Linked DNA regions of Homo sapiens: region 2 is linked to region 1. The links are chromatin loops, found by intact Hi-C in ENCODE. Cell type or tissue: GM12878. All regions are shown on one strand. Each heading gives the region's core, and the rest is flanking DNA. Links, peaks and the distances in the headings are about the cores only. Region 1 overlaps LINC-PINT (long intergenic non-protein coding RNA, p53 induced transcript). Region 2 holds the start of MIR29A (microRNA 29a).

The links. Hi-C counts contacts between places; a loop is a spot of excess contacts. Peaks named below come from ENCODE experiments on the same cell type or tissue, not always from the same donor. Only the 100,000 strongest peaks of a DNase experiment are listed, where the experiment ranks them.
Region 2: it touches region 1 in a loop (8-fold over the local background); 8 of 110 quality-filtered maps call a loop at or near these places.

What each region holds. Positions count from the first base shown.
Region 1 is chr7:131,036,657-131,045,023 of GRCh38, reverse strand. All of the region lies in intron 3 of LINC-PINT (long intergenic non-protein coding RNA, p53 induced transcript), which reads left to right. Among named protein-coding and RNA genes, the nearest start is that of LINC-PINT, 69 kb to the left of the region's middle. RefSeq lists a cis regulatory region at 318 and an enhancer at 246-390. In GM12878, for the core only: a CTCF peak has its summit at 4,399; no DNase peak of the experiment used is centred there; H3K27ac peaks cover 2,220 bases.
Region 2 is chr7:130,871,868-130,880,234 of GRCh38, reverse strand. MIR29A (microRNA 29a) reads left to right here and starts at 3,425; the gene lies at 3,425-3,488. It overlaps MIR29B1 (microRNA 29b-1), which reads left to right and starts at 2,696; the gene lies at 2,696-2,776. It also overlaps a transcript of LINC-PINT not described here. RefSeq lists a silencer at 4,676-4,875 and an enhancer at 4,671-4,965. In GM12878, for the core only: a CTCF peak has its summit at 4,751; no DNase peak of the experiment used is centred there.

The sequences.
Region 1 (8,367 bases), core at 225-8,224:
AGGCAAAACCTTAGATCAGATCAGTACTTTGCCTGGGTGTAGGGTGGCAGCATGGAGATTGGTTTTAAACAGGCACAGCGGAACAGTTTGGGTGATGGAAATGTTCCTGGTGATAGTTGTGTATAAATTGTATGAAAACGTGTGCAATTGTGTACTTAAAATGGATAATTTTCAAGACATGCAAATTATACCTCAAGAAAGCCACTAAACGTGGGTGGCCACTCAAAATTTCAAATTCTCTTTAAGATGACCATTCAGGTCAGGCATGGTGGCTCACTCCTGTAATCCCAGCACTTTGGGAGGCCAAGGCAGGCAGAGCACGAGGTCAGGAGATCGAGACCATCTTGGCTAACACGGTGAAACCCCATCTCTACTAAAAGTACAAAACGTTAGATGGGCGTGGTGGCGGGCACGGTGGTGGGCGCCTGTAGAGGCAGGAGAGAATGGCGTGAACCCGGGAGGCAGAGCTTGCAGTGAGCCAAGATCACGCCACTGCACTCTAGCCTGGGTGACAGAGCAAGACTCCAAAAAAAAAAAAAAAAAAATTTCCATTCAAGGAATTGAACTATAGTACTGACTTCATTGTAACATACTGCTTTGGAATACTTTGGTGAGGTTCACTGAATTCATGTTCTATGCCAAATGCTTTTTGGATTCTAATTGTAAGTTAGTTATTTGTAAATTAGTTACATTGTAAAATAATTTAAATTAAATCGTAAAAAGAGTTACTTGTTTTTCCCAGAATTTAGTGACCAGGAATAGCTGTATTTCCCTTGCATATCATTTGTCAAATGATTGGTTTTATGTTAAATAGTTATTAACACCCCCCTCCCCACTGGAAAACATGTTTTTTGGATTAATATTCAATTTGTGTAAAGTAGTTCAAATTTATGGTGGTGGGTTATCCTTCAATTTTTAATTTAATTTTTTTTTTTTTGAGACAAGTTTCACTCTTGTTGCCCAGGTAAAGTGCAATGGCGCGATCTCAGCTCACCGCAGCCTCCGCCTCCCGGGTTCAAGCGATTCTCCTGTCTCAGCCTGTGGAGTAGCTGGGATTACAGGCATGCGCCACCATGCCTGGCTAACTTTGTGTTTTTAGTAGAGACAGGGTTTCTCCATGTTGGTCGGGCTGGTCTCAAACTCCCGACCTCAGGTGATTTCCCCACCTTGGCCTCCCAAAGTGCTGGGATTACAGGCGTGAGCCACCATGCCCGGCCTATTTTATTTTTTGAGACAGAGTCTCGCTCTGTTGCCCAGGCTGGATGGAGTGAAGTGGCGTGATCTCAGCCCACTACAGCCTCCGCCTCCCGGGTTCAAGCAATTCTCCTGCCTCAGCCTCCCAAGTAGCTGGGACTACAGGCATGTACCACCATGCCTGGCTTTTTTTTTTTTTTTTTTTGGATTTTTAGTAGAGATGGGGTTTCACCATGTCAGCCAGGCTCGTCTCGAACACCTGACCTCAAATGAGCTGCCCTCCTCGGCCTCCCAAAGTGCTGGGATTATAGGCGTGAGCCACCGTGCCTGGCCCTATCCTTCACCTTTTAGTTCTTTAGGAAGGAAATTGATGGTGGCTTAATACCTTTGCTTCTAGGCCTGGGTGTCCACCCACCTGACCCCAACTCCCATATATGTAGAGACATCAGGTAATCTGAGCATAAGATCCTTGCAGTGGTTGGGGAAGTGAAGCAGAGAGATGCCCTCTTGGAGCACTTCCATTTTCTGCACCAGACAGGAATCAGTTATCTCTGGGGTTAGTGACCTCACACCTTTGCCCCTGAATCCCCCCATATATAAAATAGAAGATTGAATTTTACTTACTTGGGTAAAAGTGGGCATTTTTCAGTTAGACATTTACCTAATTTTAATGAAAATACAATGACCCTAGAACATCCTGCCCATGATTCTGCCCAAGTTTATGCAAACAGAAAAAATTTATTTTGGAAAAAACCGGATCTTAAACTGAAATTCATTAAGCCATTTTTCCAAATAAAGTACCAGCTTAGTTAACCAAATTGTGCTTTTTCACTTTTTCCTTCCCTCAAAAGGAAATCCCTTATTCAACAAAAATTTGTGGAACACTCATATGTTTCAGGCACCCTGAAGATAAAGACACACCCACCTGCAAGGATAAAAGAAGCATGGCGGCGGGGTGGGGCTGGTATCCAGTCTGCTTCAAAACGGAGGAGGGGCATCCACAGAGAAGGGCTGGGGAAGGCCTTGCAGGAGGGCATGGAAGAGCCAGGTTGAGAGGGATGAATAGGACTTGGCTGTTATCCAGGTTGCAAGATGTTGGAAGGACTTTATCTAAAGCTGTGGCATTGGGATTAAAGAAGAGAGGTTGAGTCAAGAGATTCAGTGACTGGGAGTTATATGCCCTTTTGACTGGCAGGATAGGGAGAATATTGGAGAAAAAGGAGTCAAGGATTAGTTCAGCTTCTGCCGTGGCCTTCTCAGCAAGTGGTGGGGAATTCACTGAGGTGAGGAATACAAAATACTTGGAGGTTGCATCTGTTTGTTTTGCTTATTGAGTTAGGAAACCAGGAATTCACTTTGGAGGTTTGATCAGGGGAATGCAGCCTACGTTTGATTGGGCTTTAAAGCTGATCCTCTTTGCTCCATGGCCCAGCTCTGGGGGGGGACACACGTGGCACATCAGGCAGAAAGGGGCAGCTAGGGAGGTCTTGGCCAACTGTGGTTGGGCAGCATCATGGGCTGTAGTCTCACTTGTACAGGTGGAATCACTGTGGGACACTTCGGGGCATTTCCAGAGTGGAAAAATTCTTGCAGGTGAAAACCTGTCACATTGAAGAATTCAGTAGTGCTTTTGATAATTATTTTTTCTACTTGCTGTCTTGCCTTCTTCCCTCTGTATTTTTACCATTTATGGGAGTACATCTTTATATTTCTCTGGTAAAAGGAAGATGAAAAAGGTGAACTTTATAAAAGACTAACCAGTCCTTGACTTGTATAGCTCATTTAACTTTTAAAACCTGTAAAGGAGGTACTTTTCATCATATAAATTCATGATGAAGATAAATAAAATAGGTGTTTGGGAATCAGCAGGTTTTGAAATTTTATGACATGCCATTAACACAAAGCATAAATTCTTTTTCTTTTTCTTTTTTTTTTTTGAGACTGAGTCTCAGTTTGTCGTCCAGGCTGGAGTGCAGTGGCACGATCAAGGCTCACTGCAACCTCCGCCTCCTGGGTTCAAGCGATTCTCCTGCCTTAGCCTCCTGAGTAGCTGGGATTACAGGCATGCGCCACCACACTCGGCTAATTTTGGTATTTTTAGTAGAGACGGGGTTTCACATGTTGACCAGGCTGGTGTCGAACTCCTGACCTCAGGTGATCCACCCACCTTGGCCTCCCTAAGTGCTGGGATTACAGGAATGAGCCACCGCACCCGGCCGCATAAATTCTTTTATTCAGATCCATTGACATTAACATGTAAATAAGGATGACAGTTTATTATTTTGGAAATTCTAATTATTTGTCTTGTCCTTCAAAGAAGCGCTTTTGGTTACAAGTGGGTCCATAACACACAAAATAAAATTCTGTTTACGGCTGGGCGCGGTGGCTTACGCCTGTAATCCCAGCATTTTGAGAGGCCAAGGCGGGGGGATCACCTGAGGTCAGGAGTTCTAGACCAGCCTGGCCAATGTGGTGAAACCCTGTCTCTACTAAAAACACAAAAATTAGGTGGGTATGGTGGTGTGCGCCTGTAATGTCAGCTACTCGGGAGGCTGAGGCAGGAGAATAGCCTGAACCTGGGAGGCGGAGGTTGTAGTGAGCCGAGATTGCACCATTGCACTCGAGCCTGGGCAACAGAGCAAGATTCTGTTTCAAAAAAAAAAAAAACAAAAAAACCCACAAAATTACATACTTTTTGATAATATTGAAAAATAAGTATGGAAAATGATTCTTCTTAGGAAAATTTATGCCCATTATTCACTTCGCTGTTTTGTTAATGATCACGAATATATTAAACTGAAAATACAAGCTAAGCAGCTGCTTTGAAACTACATCAAAACAGTAGAAGTTTAAAATTAGATTCTTCTTATTGCATTAAATGCATCTTTCAGTAATATGTGGTCACTACACTACCTGCTTTACAGGTATTCTTGGAAATTTGGTAACAAAAAGAACAGGGTGAATAGATGTTGTAGATCATGAGGTATGGTGCAAAGTGCATGGCCTTGGGATAGGGATATCAGACATCTGAGCTGAATCTCAGTTCTCTGGTTGTTATGCCTCGAGGAAGTAAGTTGCTGGACCTCAGTTGTGCTGTTTCCTGGTCTATAAAATGAAGACAATAAAGAACCTGCTTCAGTGCGCTAAAACTCAAAGGACTTCTTGGGCTTGAGCGCTGGAGTAAACAGGCAGTTTCCCTTTGTACCACAAGAGGGAGTGCCTGTATAGATGTTAACCTGAGCTGAGGTTTGGATTTCTTTCTAAAATGTCGCTGAAAATTTAGGAATAACTGGATTACTGGGAAAACGTTAAAGAAAAAGATTTTTTGACAGTGTCAGGAGAAAGAGGAACTCGAAACACATAATGGGTTAAGAGGAAGGGATTACGTATAAAATTCCTTTAAGGTATGAAAAGCTTTGTTGACAGAGTGTTACATATTTCATTCCCAGTCAACAATCTTTTATTGTCAATGTCTGACCATGTTGATATATTTGTTTTGTTTTTCTCCTCCTTTGTAACTGTATTATAAATTTTTTATATTAAACAAATATAGAACTTAAAATTTAGTTTCTTAGTAGTAGTCCTGAATAATTAACATCAGTTGAAATTGGATTGTTTGTGCTCAGTGCCTTGGATATGTACAAAACCTGTTTGCTTCAAATTAGTGAGTTAGAAAATATTTTAATCTTTTCATCCTGCTCCCCTCCCACATACTTTTTTTTCCCCTTTTATTTTGAGCTTCTAGATCCTTTTATGTGATGTGTTGCTGTCATACATAGCTCACATTGGGTGGGAACAGAGAAGAACATTGTTTCCGTGGCCCAACCCTAGGGACATGGAACTCATTTTATTATACAGTGAAATTTTAAAATTTGAAACCAAGATCAGATCTCAACAAACAGAGCGAAATTGGCAATTGTGGAATTATCTAACAAATTTAGGGAAAAATCCAGTTGTATCTCAGTTATGTGAATGTGTCCTTCGATTTACAATTTTCAGGTAATCTCTTTATTTTGCTGGTATTTTTATTATACATAGAGCACATTGTTTTATAGAACTGTAATTATACCATAATACTTTTTGTATTGGGAAATGTTGAGAATTTAGAAAGAACAATCCTAGGCATTTCCTTTTGCTCTGTATTCTTCTGTTTAGAAGTTTTCCCTGTGGTTTGTTCCTGGCAATTAAACACTGTTCAAATTCAGAGTCAGACTGCCCTGGCTCAAATCTTGGCCCCACGATGTGTGAAACTTGACAAAGTCAAAGTTATCACTATAATTTCGGTCACTTGAAATCCAGTAATTTCTTGAGCAGAAGAAAGGGAAGTGGAATTACTGTAGAAATTATGCATAGTTTTATATTATCTGTGTAGTAGCCTGTTTAAAGTGATCATTGCTAGTGCATGGTATAGAATTACAAACTTGTAAATACTTCTCAAGATTGCCACTTTAAAAAAAAAAGCAAAAAGAGCTCTGTAGCCCTATTTTTTTTTTTATTTCCAACAGGAAATTTGTTCTTGTTTCAAAATGTGGGAACACCCATTATTCTCTGTTGGCCACATGAATGTCATCCATTTGTTTATTGCAGCAGAAAAAAAGTGAAGAATGGTTGATACAGTGGCAAGCTGTTCCTTTTAGGTTACTTTAAAAAGTCATGGAATTTCGGATATACAAAGAAAGCATAAGGAATACTCTAACCAGTATATATGTATACAGTATCCAGTATAAGAATGAAAATGTAATGTAGTTATTAAAACATTATGTGTGTGCTTCCACAAGCCTGTCCTCCTTTCTACCTTCCAGAAGTAACTTCTCTCTTGAATTTGGTGTTCGTCATTCTGGTGCATGCTTTTACAGTTTTACAAAATACACACGCATTCCCAAACATAAATAATACTGTTTCACAACATAAATTGTATTATGGTACATGTTTTAAAACACGATATACATTGTATCTGTTGCAAGTCAGGTTCCAAGGGAAATGGAACTCAGAAGATTAAGGCTGGGGGCCACCAGTGCCTCATGCCTGTAATCAGCACTGTGGGAGGCCGAGGCGGGCAGATCACTTGAGGTCAGGAGTTTCAGACCAGCATGGCCAACATAGTGGAACCTCATCTCTACTGAAATACAAAAAATTAGCCAGGTGTGGTGGTGTGCACCTGTAATCCCAGCTACTCAGGAGGCTGAGGCAGAAGAATCACTTGAACCTGGGAGGTGGAGGATGCAGTGAGCCGAGATCAAGCCACTGCACTCCAGGCTGGGTGACAAAGCAAAACTCCGTATCCAAAAAGAAAAGAAAAGAAAAGAAGATTAACATGTAGGAAGTTTGTTAAGGAGATTTTAGGATTCACACTTGTGGAATAGGAGGAAGCACAATTGGGCCAAGGGAGAAATTGGGCTGTGGTGTCCGATCACAAGATAGGCCTCAGCTGATCCCAAAGGGGATGCTGAAGGTGGGGTAGCCCTTGAGGATGGTACCACGTTGGGGTGAGGGGCCAGGCCTTGGTAGCTTCACATTGACCAGTTATGGGAAGAAGGCTACCCCTGAAGAAGGGATGAGACCTTGGTGAGGTGACTCTTTCAACTGAGGGCTGTTAACTTGCAACACCCCTAGAAACTGGGGGATAAGCTCTTCAGTCCTAAAGAGAGACCTGAGCAGCCACCTCAGTATTCACTACAGTCTATATTGTGTACATTGTCTGAGCCTGCCCTTTTTGCTGTATATTATGTTTTTGGAGTTTACTTATATTAATATCTGTAGCTCTAGTTCATTTATTTTAATTGTTTTATGGTATTCAGTTCTTCAAAATATGTCACAATTTTAAAATATATTTTCCTATTGAGAGACTTTTAAGTTTTTACAATTTTTCACTATTAAAAAATGTTGCTATATGAATTCATTTATATTTCTCCTTAGTGCACACACCAGAGTTCATCTGGGGTATACAACCAAAAAATTACCAGGTCTTAGGGTATGCACAATTTCAAACTTAATAACTAGAATGAAATTGCTCTCTGGAGTGGTTGTATCTCACCCCGTGTCCTCATAAACACTTGGTATTGTCAAGTCCTAATTCTACCAATTTGATGGGTGTGAAATAGTATCTCATTATAGTTTTATTAGAGTTTGGTTGATAACTAGTGAGTAATATCTCATTGTAGTTTTATTAGAATTTGGTTGATAACTAGGAAGATTGAGAATTTATGTGTTTATTTAGCTATTTGGGTTTCTTCTGTGAAGGACATTTTCTAATCATGTGATTTTTCTGTTGATTTCTTTTAGTGATTTGTAGGCAGTCTTTATATATTCTGCATATCAATTCTTTGTGGTCTATATGAGTAAAAATATCTTCTGGTTCGGGGCTTGATTGTTAACTTTTTAAATAATGCCATTTGTTGAATAAGAGTTTTCTTTTAATGTCATCCTTCCTTTGGGCATTGTTTCTGGGTATATTATTTTAGAAATTCTCCCTTAGGCTGAGGTCATATAAAATATCCTCTGTTTACGATTAAAAGTTTTAAAGTTTTGCTTTTCACAATTTCACCTGCTGTCCCTCTAAAATAGTTTTGTGTATAGCATGAGGTATAGTTGCCTAATTTTGTTTTTCTCATGGATGACCTGTTGTCTTAGCACCATTTAATTGCCTTTGCAACCCTTCTCCACCAATGCACAGTGCCATTCTGTCCTACAAACTTCTGTCTATGTAGATCTATGTCTTTTTGTAGGGGCGGGGGGGGGGGCGGCTATTTAGTTCCACTGGTGTATTTCTTTTTTCTTGCCCCATTTTCTTGCTTTTTTTTTTTTTTTTTTTTTTTTTTTTCTGAGATGAATTCTCACGCTGTCACATAGGCTGGAGTGCAGTGGCACAATCTCATCTCACTGCAACCTCCACCTCCCAGGTTCAAGCGATTCTTAGGCCTCAGCCTCCTGAGTAGCTTGGATTACAGAAGTGTGCACCACGTCTGGCTGATTTTTTTGTATTTTTAGTAGAGATGGGGTTTCACCATGTTGACCAGGCTGGTCTCGAACTCCTGACCCCAAGTGATCTGCCCGCACTGGCCTCCCAAAATGCTGGGATTACAGGCATGAGCCACCATCATGCTTTTAAAATAGGTCTTTATTTCTTTATTGTGTCTTAGTGTCTGGTAGTTTGTCTCCTCTTCTTGTTCTTCT
Region 2 (8,367 bases), core at 197-8,196, 160 kb after region 1:
ATCTTGGCTCACTGCAACCTCTGCCTCCCAGGTTCAAGTGATTCTCCTGCCTCAGCCTCCTGAGTAGCTGGGATTGCAGGCATCCCATACCCGGCTAATTTTTTTGAAACAGAGGCTTGCTCTGTCACCCAGGCTGGAGTGCAATGGCACGATCTCAGCTCAGTGCAACCTCCGCCTACTGGGCTCAAGCAACTCTCCTGCCTCGGCCTCAGCCTCACTACAGGCATGTGCCACCACGCCTGGCTAGTTTGGTTTTTTTTTTTTGTATTTTTTTAGTAGATATGGGGTTTCACCATGTTGGCCAGGTTGGTCTCAAACTTCTGACCTCAAGTGATCTGCCTGCCTCAGCCTCCCAAAATGCTGGGATTACAGGTATGAGCCACCACGCTTAGCCTTCTGCTGAATTTTTGAGAAGCATACATAAAGACAATGTAAAAAACTTAGCATATTTGTTTGGCCCTGCTAAGGGCATGGTTGAATATATAGTGTGTGTGATGTATTTGGTGTATGAGATATATATGATCTTATCAGACATAAGTAAAAGAAATTCATTCTTCAGGAAAAATTTTCCCCATAACTGAAGTGTCAATCATTTGAAAAAACTTCTAGGCAGTAGGCAAACACTGTGACTAGTTATTTATCAAAAATAAGCAGACTTTAGAGTTTTGTAACTGATGAGAATAATCTGGCTGCTTCTTTTGTACTTCAGTCACTGATACTGCGAATTAGAGTAGCATATACAGAAGGATGCAGGGGGTCCCTAAAGGAATCACAGAATTAGTGAAACCATTATTTGAGAGTTGCAGTGATTCTTCTGTCCTGGCACTTTTCCCAGTTTTGGTGCTTAAATTTACTATCCACTTGAAATGTGTCACTGCCTGTCACTTCACAAAGTATGTGCCTTTCACTGCAGTCAACAAGCTGTTTACATCTTTGATGAAATGATTGCCACGCATCTCCATAGCCCTGGTGTTCTATTCCCTTATTCACAGAGATTTTTTTTAAAAACCAGCCTAGCAGCAATAGGTATGTGCTGTGGATGCTTCTCCATGATGATAAAGGATGAGTTTGTGCTGGGATCTCCTTATGAAAAGATAACTGGCCAAGCCCATGAGGAACAAGAATGTTATGCTAATCAGACCCAAGGTAAACAGCCTGCAGTGCACCTCCTGACTGATTAGCACTGAACCCACTTGGAATCATCAACCACAGGCACGTGGTAATTGGATGTTCTTCTAATACACATAGTGAGATTGTAAAATGAGGATGATATATGAGGAAAGTCAGACGGAGAAACTAAAGTTCAGTTCTTAAATACAAGCCAAGGGAACAGACTAAGTGAATGGTACAGCCAGGATTGGAGCCTGGTTTTCACAAGGTGGTATGTCATGATAAAACAAGCCAAAGAAAAGGTTGGGTAGTGTTTTGAGGCTAAAAGAGACCAAAGAGTCTTAGTGAATCAACCTTGATGCGATCTGGGTTTGAAAAACCTATAAAAAACCTTTTGTTTGGAGAAAGTGGGAGAAGTTGGATGTAGGCTGGATATTTGTGGGTACCAAGGAATTGTTTGTTTTCTTAGGTATGGTAAGATTTTGTGGTTATGTAGAAGAGTGTCTTCATTTTATAGAACGACCTCAAAGTAGTTAGGAGCAGTGTATGTATGGGTGGTTATCAATTTACTTTCAAACAATGCAGCAAAAAATATGTATCTATATTACATATAATTAAAGCAAAACATGATAAAAAGGAATAGTTATTGAATTTAGATAGTATGGATTTAGGAATTCATTGTATTGTCATTCCAATTTAATGTATAAAATTTTTTATAACAGTTTATAAAAACAGTGCACACCCCTTTAATTAGGTGGCCTGGGTACATGAAGTATCTTTTTGGATGCCTAGAACACAAAAAGGGACGACAACAGGCCACCTAATAAGATGATACCAAGAACTATACCATGACGGCGAAAAAGAACTGCTGCAAAAAATAATTTGCCAAGGAGAACTCAGAGTACAAAGCCTTACCTTTGGAGTAGAGGGAAGGAGAGTCTTAAGTAAAGCTCACAAAAACCCCTAACTCATAGATGCAGTCTAAGGAATTCATTCCGGAAGCGACATTAGCATCTCATTAGTGCCATTATGTGACTTACTTGGCCTCTGAGCTAGTCTATTTTCTTCCCTAGACCCCAAAATCTCAGTAATCCTTTGGATCCAAGTTATCTCCAAGTGAAAATAATAGGTTTAGGAAAGCGTTTTTCTTCAACTTCTATGGAGCACTTGCTTGCTTTGTCCTATTTGCATGTCCGACGGACGGTTCTCCAGCACCACTGCTAGTCGTCCTCCGCCTGCCTGGGTACTTGATCACAGGATGCCTCTGACTTCTCCTGCCTTTACCCAAGCAAAGGATTTTCCTTGTCTTCCCACCCAAGAGTGACGGGGCTGACATGTGCCCTTGCCTCTAAATGATGAAGCTGAACCTTTGTCTGGGCAACTTAACTTAAGAATAAGGGAGTCCCAGGCATGCTCTCCCATCAATAACAAATTCAGTGACATCAGTTTATGAATATATGAAATTTGCCAAAGCTCTGTTTAGACCACTGAGTAACTCACAGCTAGGTTTCAACTTTTCCTTTCTAGGTTGTCTTGGGTTTATTGTAAGAGAGCATTATGAAGAAAAAAATAGATCATAAAGCTTCTTCAGGAAGCTGGTTTCATATGGTGGTTTAGATTTAAATAGTGATTGTCTAGCACCATTTGAAATCAGTGTTCTTGGGGGAGACCAGCTGCGCTGCACTACCAACAGCAAAAGAAGTGAATGGGACAGCTCTGAAGTATTTGAAAGCAACAGCAGGATGGCTGTGAGAACCTGCCTCACATGTAGCTGACCCCTTCCTCACCCCTGCCAACAGTGGTGGCATATATCACAAATGGCAGTCAGGTCTCTGCACTGGCGGATCCAACTGTGATCGAAAGTTTTCCAAAAATAAGTTGTGTCTGTATTGAACATGAACAGACTTTCTTCTTGTCATTATTCTCTAACAATACTGCATAACAATTATTTGCATACATTTGCATTGCATTAAGTATTCTAAGTAATCTAGAGACGATTTAAAGTATACGGGAGGATGTGTGTAGGTTGTATGCAAATACTACACCATTTTCTATCAGAGACTTGAGCATCTGTGGATTTTGGTATCCAAGGGGCTTTCTGGAACCAATCCCTCAAGGATACCAAGGGATGAATGTAATTGTACAGGATATCGCATTGTTGGAATTTTATACTTCTTTGTGGAATAAACCTATAGCACTTAATAGATAGTACAGACTCATTCCATTGTGCCTGGGTTAAAGAGCCCAATGTATGCTGGATTTAGTAAGATTTGGGCCCTCCCAACCCTCACGACCTTCTGTGACCCCTTAGAGGATGACTGATTTCTTTTGGTGTTCAGAGTCAATATAATTTTCTAGCACCATCTGAAATCGGTTATAATGATTGGGGAAGAGCACCATGATGCTGACTGCTGAGAGGAAATGTATTGGTGACCGTTGGGGCCATGGACAAGAACTAAGAAAACAAATGCAAAGCAATAATGCAAAGGTGATTTTTCTTCTTCCAGTTTCTAAGTTGAATTTCACTGACCTGAATTGCATGTGGTATAATACTAACAAATGGTTCACTATTAGCATATCATGAATGGTTATACTTTATAGAAATTCCATAGACTTGGTGGGGGTTTTGTTTTGGTGACGGATACCTAGAAACACTCCTGGGGAAAATCGATGACTGGCTTAGATGATGGGAAAGGAGCAGCGAGGGAGTCAATTCTGTTGTTGATGAGAAGCTGCACCAGCTATCTCTGAACTCTCCTCTCTTAGCTGGCTGAGGAGTTCCCTCCATGGTTAAACAGGTCATTTTCTTACATAAGGAAAAATGGTCCAGAGAAACTGGGTTTCTATGGCTGAGACAGAACTGTGCTAATATGTGTCAGTTCAGTTTAGAAGGCAAAGCAACAAAAGCAGGTGCTACTTGAACTAGGATCCTAGAGTATACCTTTGATATGGTTTGGATGTTTGTCCCCTCCAATCTCATGTTGAAGTGTGATCCCCAGTATTGGGGGTGGGGCCTGGTGGGGGTGGTTGAGTGATGGGGCGGATCCCTTGTGAATGGCTTGGTGATGTCCTCACTTAACGAGTTCCTGCTCAGTTAGAGGGAGCCGGTTGTTTAAAAAAGCTGGCACCTCCTTCCTCTCTCTTGCTCTTTCTTTCTTGCTCCCTCTCTCGCCATGTGACATGTCTGCTCCCTCTCCGCCTTCCACCATGTATAAAACATCCTGAGGCCTCATCAGGAGCCGAGCAGGTACCAGTGCCATGCTTGTACGGCTGCAAAACTGTAAGCCAAATAAACCTCTTTACTATATAAATTACCCAGTCTCGGGTATGTCTTTATAGCAGCGCAAAACGGACTAACACAACCTCACTAGAAGTGAAGTCATTAGACCAAAAACAATACTGAGTTTTTAGGTCCACTAAGAGGCAAAAATAAAAGGCTCTTTATAGCAGCATGATTTATAATCCTTTGGGTATAAGCACATGTATGCTAGAACTTAAAGTATAATAATAAAATATAAAAATAATAAAATAAAATAAAAGGCTCAAGAATGAGCCATCTCGGCCGCTCCTCCTCCAGGGGCCCCTGTGTGCAGCTCCCAACACAGGTACTGCACAGACCGGCCACCTGCTGTCCCCATGTGGCGTCCTGGAGAACTGCAGGGGCACCTGGTGGAATTTGGGCCTTGTCCTTCTGTTTTCTTTCTGGCCTGGAAAAGCCACTGGCCTCACAATCAAGAGTTAATATTCTATCTACCCTGCTTAAGCTTTCCCGCCCTCTCACACTGCCTCCCTCCTTTTCCCTCCTGCCTGTCACTTGTCTGGAAAAGGCCTTTTCTCCTCGGGGCTAACACATGCAATTTGTAGCCAAAACATTCTGTCTACCACACAAATCCAACGAGAATCAGGATCATTCCACCACATCTTTTTCTATCCCATGGTTATTATTTTCCCAAAACTCTTGTCTTTTGCTTTCTTACCTATTCGCTGTTTTCCCTAAGTAATCTTATTTACTCCCCTGGTTCCAAATACATCCCTATGTGTTGATTTCCCTCAAACCAGAGGTCTGGCCTGGGATATTTTTTGAGACATCTTGCTTTTTATATTTTTAGTAGCTCCTAAGTATAATAGTTCAGCCTGCTCTTCTAAACTTGTCTCAATTTAATCCATTTATGCTTGAGGTTGCAATTTTTTGAATTTTTGCCATCAGACCTTGGCAATGACCTTGAGCAGTAGGAGACAACTCCCACATGCTTAGCATTCCAATAATGGAACACTAGGCATATACCAAAGCCATCCACATTGCCTTCTCCCCAAAGCCAGCTCTCCCTGCTCTGCCCCATGGTGAAAGCTGCGAACACCAGAGGTCTGTGACCTCTTCCCTCTCCCTTACCCACATCCATACTCAGCACAACTTGTTGCTGTTCTCTCTCAATTCTCTCTTTAGGATCCATCCCTTTCTCTGCTCTTCCTAGACAGCTTTCTGGGCCCACCCCTCGCCATTAGTCTAGCTTTGTTATAGCCACCAGTTAATCTTTGTAAAATACATACGTGAGCTGGGCACGGTGGCTGGTGCCTGTAATCCCAGCTACTCAGGAGGCTGGGGCAGGAGGTTGCTTGAGCCCAAGAGGTTGAGGCTGCAATGAGCCATGATTGCATCACTGCACTCCAGCCTGGACGACAGACCAAGATCCCATCTCTTTAAAAAATAAAAATAAAAATTGTTTAACCACATGACCTTGCTCCTTGTCCCTCACTTTTAGCTGAACTCTTATAAGTGTGTCAACCAGGTACCAGACCCTTCATGACCCCATGCCTACCTGTGTCACCATCTTCTGGCTGTGCTTCCTGGGGCCTGTGTTCTGTGCTCACCCAGCTGCTTGCTGCTGAGAACACTCAGGTATCTTGGCATTTCTTAGCCTGTGTCTGTGCTATTTCCTCTGCCCACATCTCCCCTCTCCTCCTCCTCGTCAGCTAGGGACCTCCAGCCCCTAGGGACTGTAAGCTAGGGACCTCCAACCTGCAGCCCCTGGCTCAGGTGTAAACTTGTCTAGGAAGCCTTCCTCTGCCTTCTGCATCAAGGCTTAGATCCCTGGGCAAAGGCTTTCTTCTCTGTACCCCTTCAGAGCCTGATGGCACTTCGCATGTTATATTCTCATGATTGATTACCTACTAGGCTTCTCTGCAAGGCTGGAAAATCCTTGCTCCTAGGAGGGACGGTAGACAAGAACAAGACATACTGTGTACACTCCATTCTTACATTCCACGTGAGCTATCCTTTGTGTAGGTGTCTGTGGCAAATCTTCCTTCTAGGCTGCAGCCTCTACTTTTCATAGTTTCTCTCCATTTTCATCTGCCATGTGCATGAGGAATAAAAACTACTTCCAATGATGACCAAAATAAGATGGAAGAAAATAACCCTGCTTCAAAGAACATTTCTGAGACCATAAATATGATTTTGATGTATCTTCCATTATGGATTACCCATGTGGTTTTTTTTTTCCTTCTAAATGCATAAACAGGAATTGTTTAATAGGCTAGAGAGCCATGAAAAGCAAAATAATTAAGGATTGTTGTCCTCATTTCATAGAAGAGCAAACAAAGACAGAAAAACAGATGTGCCTTAACCAAAAAGGGCAGTAAATTTATGCAAAGCAGACTGAACCCCCATTAAAAGTAATCATTTACAGCGACCAAGGGCCAAGCACGTGATCACCACCCTCCTCTCCCAATAGCTCTGAAGGGTGGGTAGTATTTCCCCAGCTTATGCACGAGGAAACAGATGCACAGGAAAGTCAAGTAACTTGCCTGCAATGCCACGGCTAGTCAACATGAGAGTTTGAATTACAAATCAGGTGGCGGTGGCGGTGGTGATGATGATGATAATAGCAGCTTATCATCATCATTGAGCTCTTATTTTGTGTTAGATACTTGGTAAGTATTTTGCATGAATTAGCTCATTTAGTCTGACTTTCAAAACAGCCCTTTGAGGTCAGTGTTATTATCATCATTCCCATTTTGCCATGAAGAAACAAAAGAATTAAATAATCCAAGATCGTCTAACTGACATTTCCAAGCAGGAGCACAAACCCAGATCTCTGTGATTCCAGAGCCTGTGCTCTTAAATCAGCACTGCTCATTTCAGTGTGGGAGATGGCGTAAATGGGTGTGTTCACTTGCTGGGCAGCCTCATCTGTGGTCCCCTTGATCCCCACCTACTGGCATTCATGCCCTGTGCTATTCCCTCCCCTGGAGTGTGGACTGGACCTAGTAATTTGCTTCTAATGGATGGAATATGTCAAAAGTGATAGATGTCACTTCTGAGACTAGGTTACAAATAGACTGTGATTCTGTTGTCTTCTTCCTCAGGCTTGCACCCTCACGACATGCTCTCTCTCTCTCCCTCTCCTCTTTTCTCTCTTCTCTCCCTTCTCTCCTCTCTCTTATCTCTCTCTTCTCTCTCTCGTACACATACTCTGGAAAGCCAGCTACCATACTGGGAACTGCCCAATGGAGAGGCCCACATTCCACAAGGAACTGATGTCTTCAGCCAATACCTCGCCAGGACCTGAGGCCTGCTGAGAGTCACGAGTGGCCTTCGTGGGTCCTCTCTCAACGAGCTTGCAGGTGACCACTGCGCCAGCCAAAACCTTGATGGCAGCCTATGAGTGAGTGACCCTGAGCCAGAAGACCCAGTTAAGCCATGCCCAGGATCCTGACCTGCAGAAACTATGACATAATAAATTTATTGTTTTATGCCACTAACTTTTGGGGTTACTTATGCAGCAATAGATAGCTAATACAGCTCATAGTATCCTTATCTAGCCTCAAACATTCTGCCTTTAGTATCTAACTTTCCTAACTTTTTAGATAAACTTTTTTGGGGGGGATAATTTTAGATTTACAGAAAAAAGGCAAAGATAGTATAGAGAGTTCCTTTATATTTCTCTCCTAGTTTCCTCTATTGTTCATATCTCATAAAACGATGGTTTTGGGTTTTTTGAGACGGCGTCTCACTCTGTCACCCAGGCTAGAGTGCAGTGGTGATCATAGCTCACTGCAGCCTTGAACTCCTGGCTCAAGGGATCTTACTACCTCAGCTTCCCAAGTAGCTGGGTTCACAGCATGTACCACCACACATGGCTAATTAAAACATATATATATTATATAATATATATATTTTAAGTTATTAGTAAGTATATCAAATACTGCTCCAGATTTACAAATGGTTATTTTCCACTATGATGTCAATACACATTA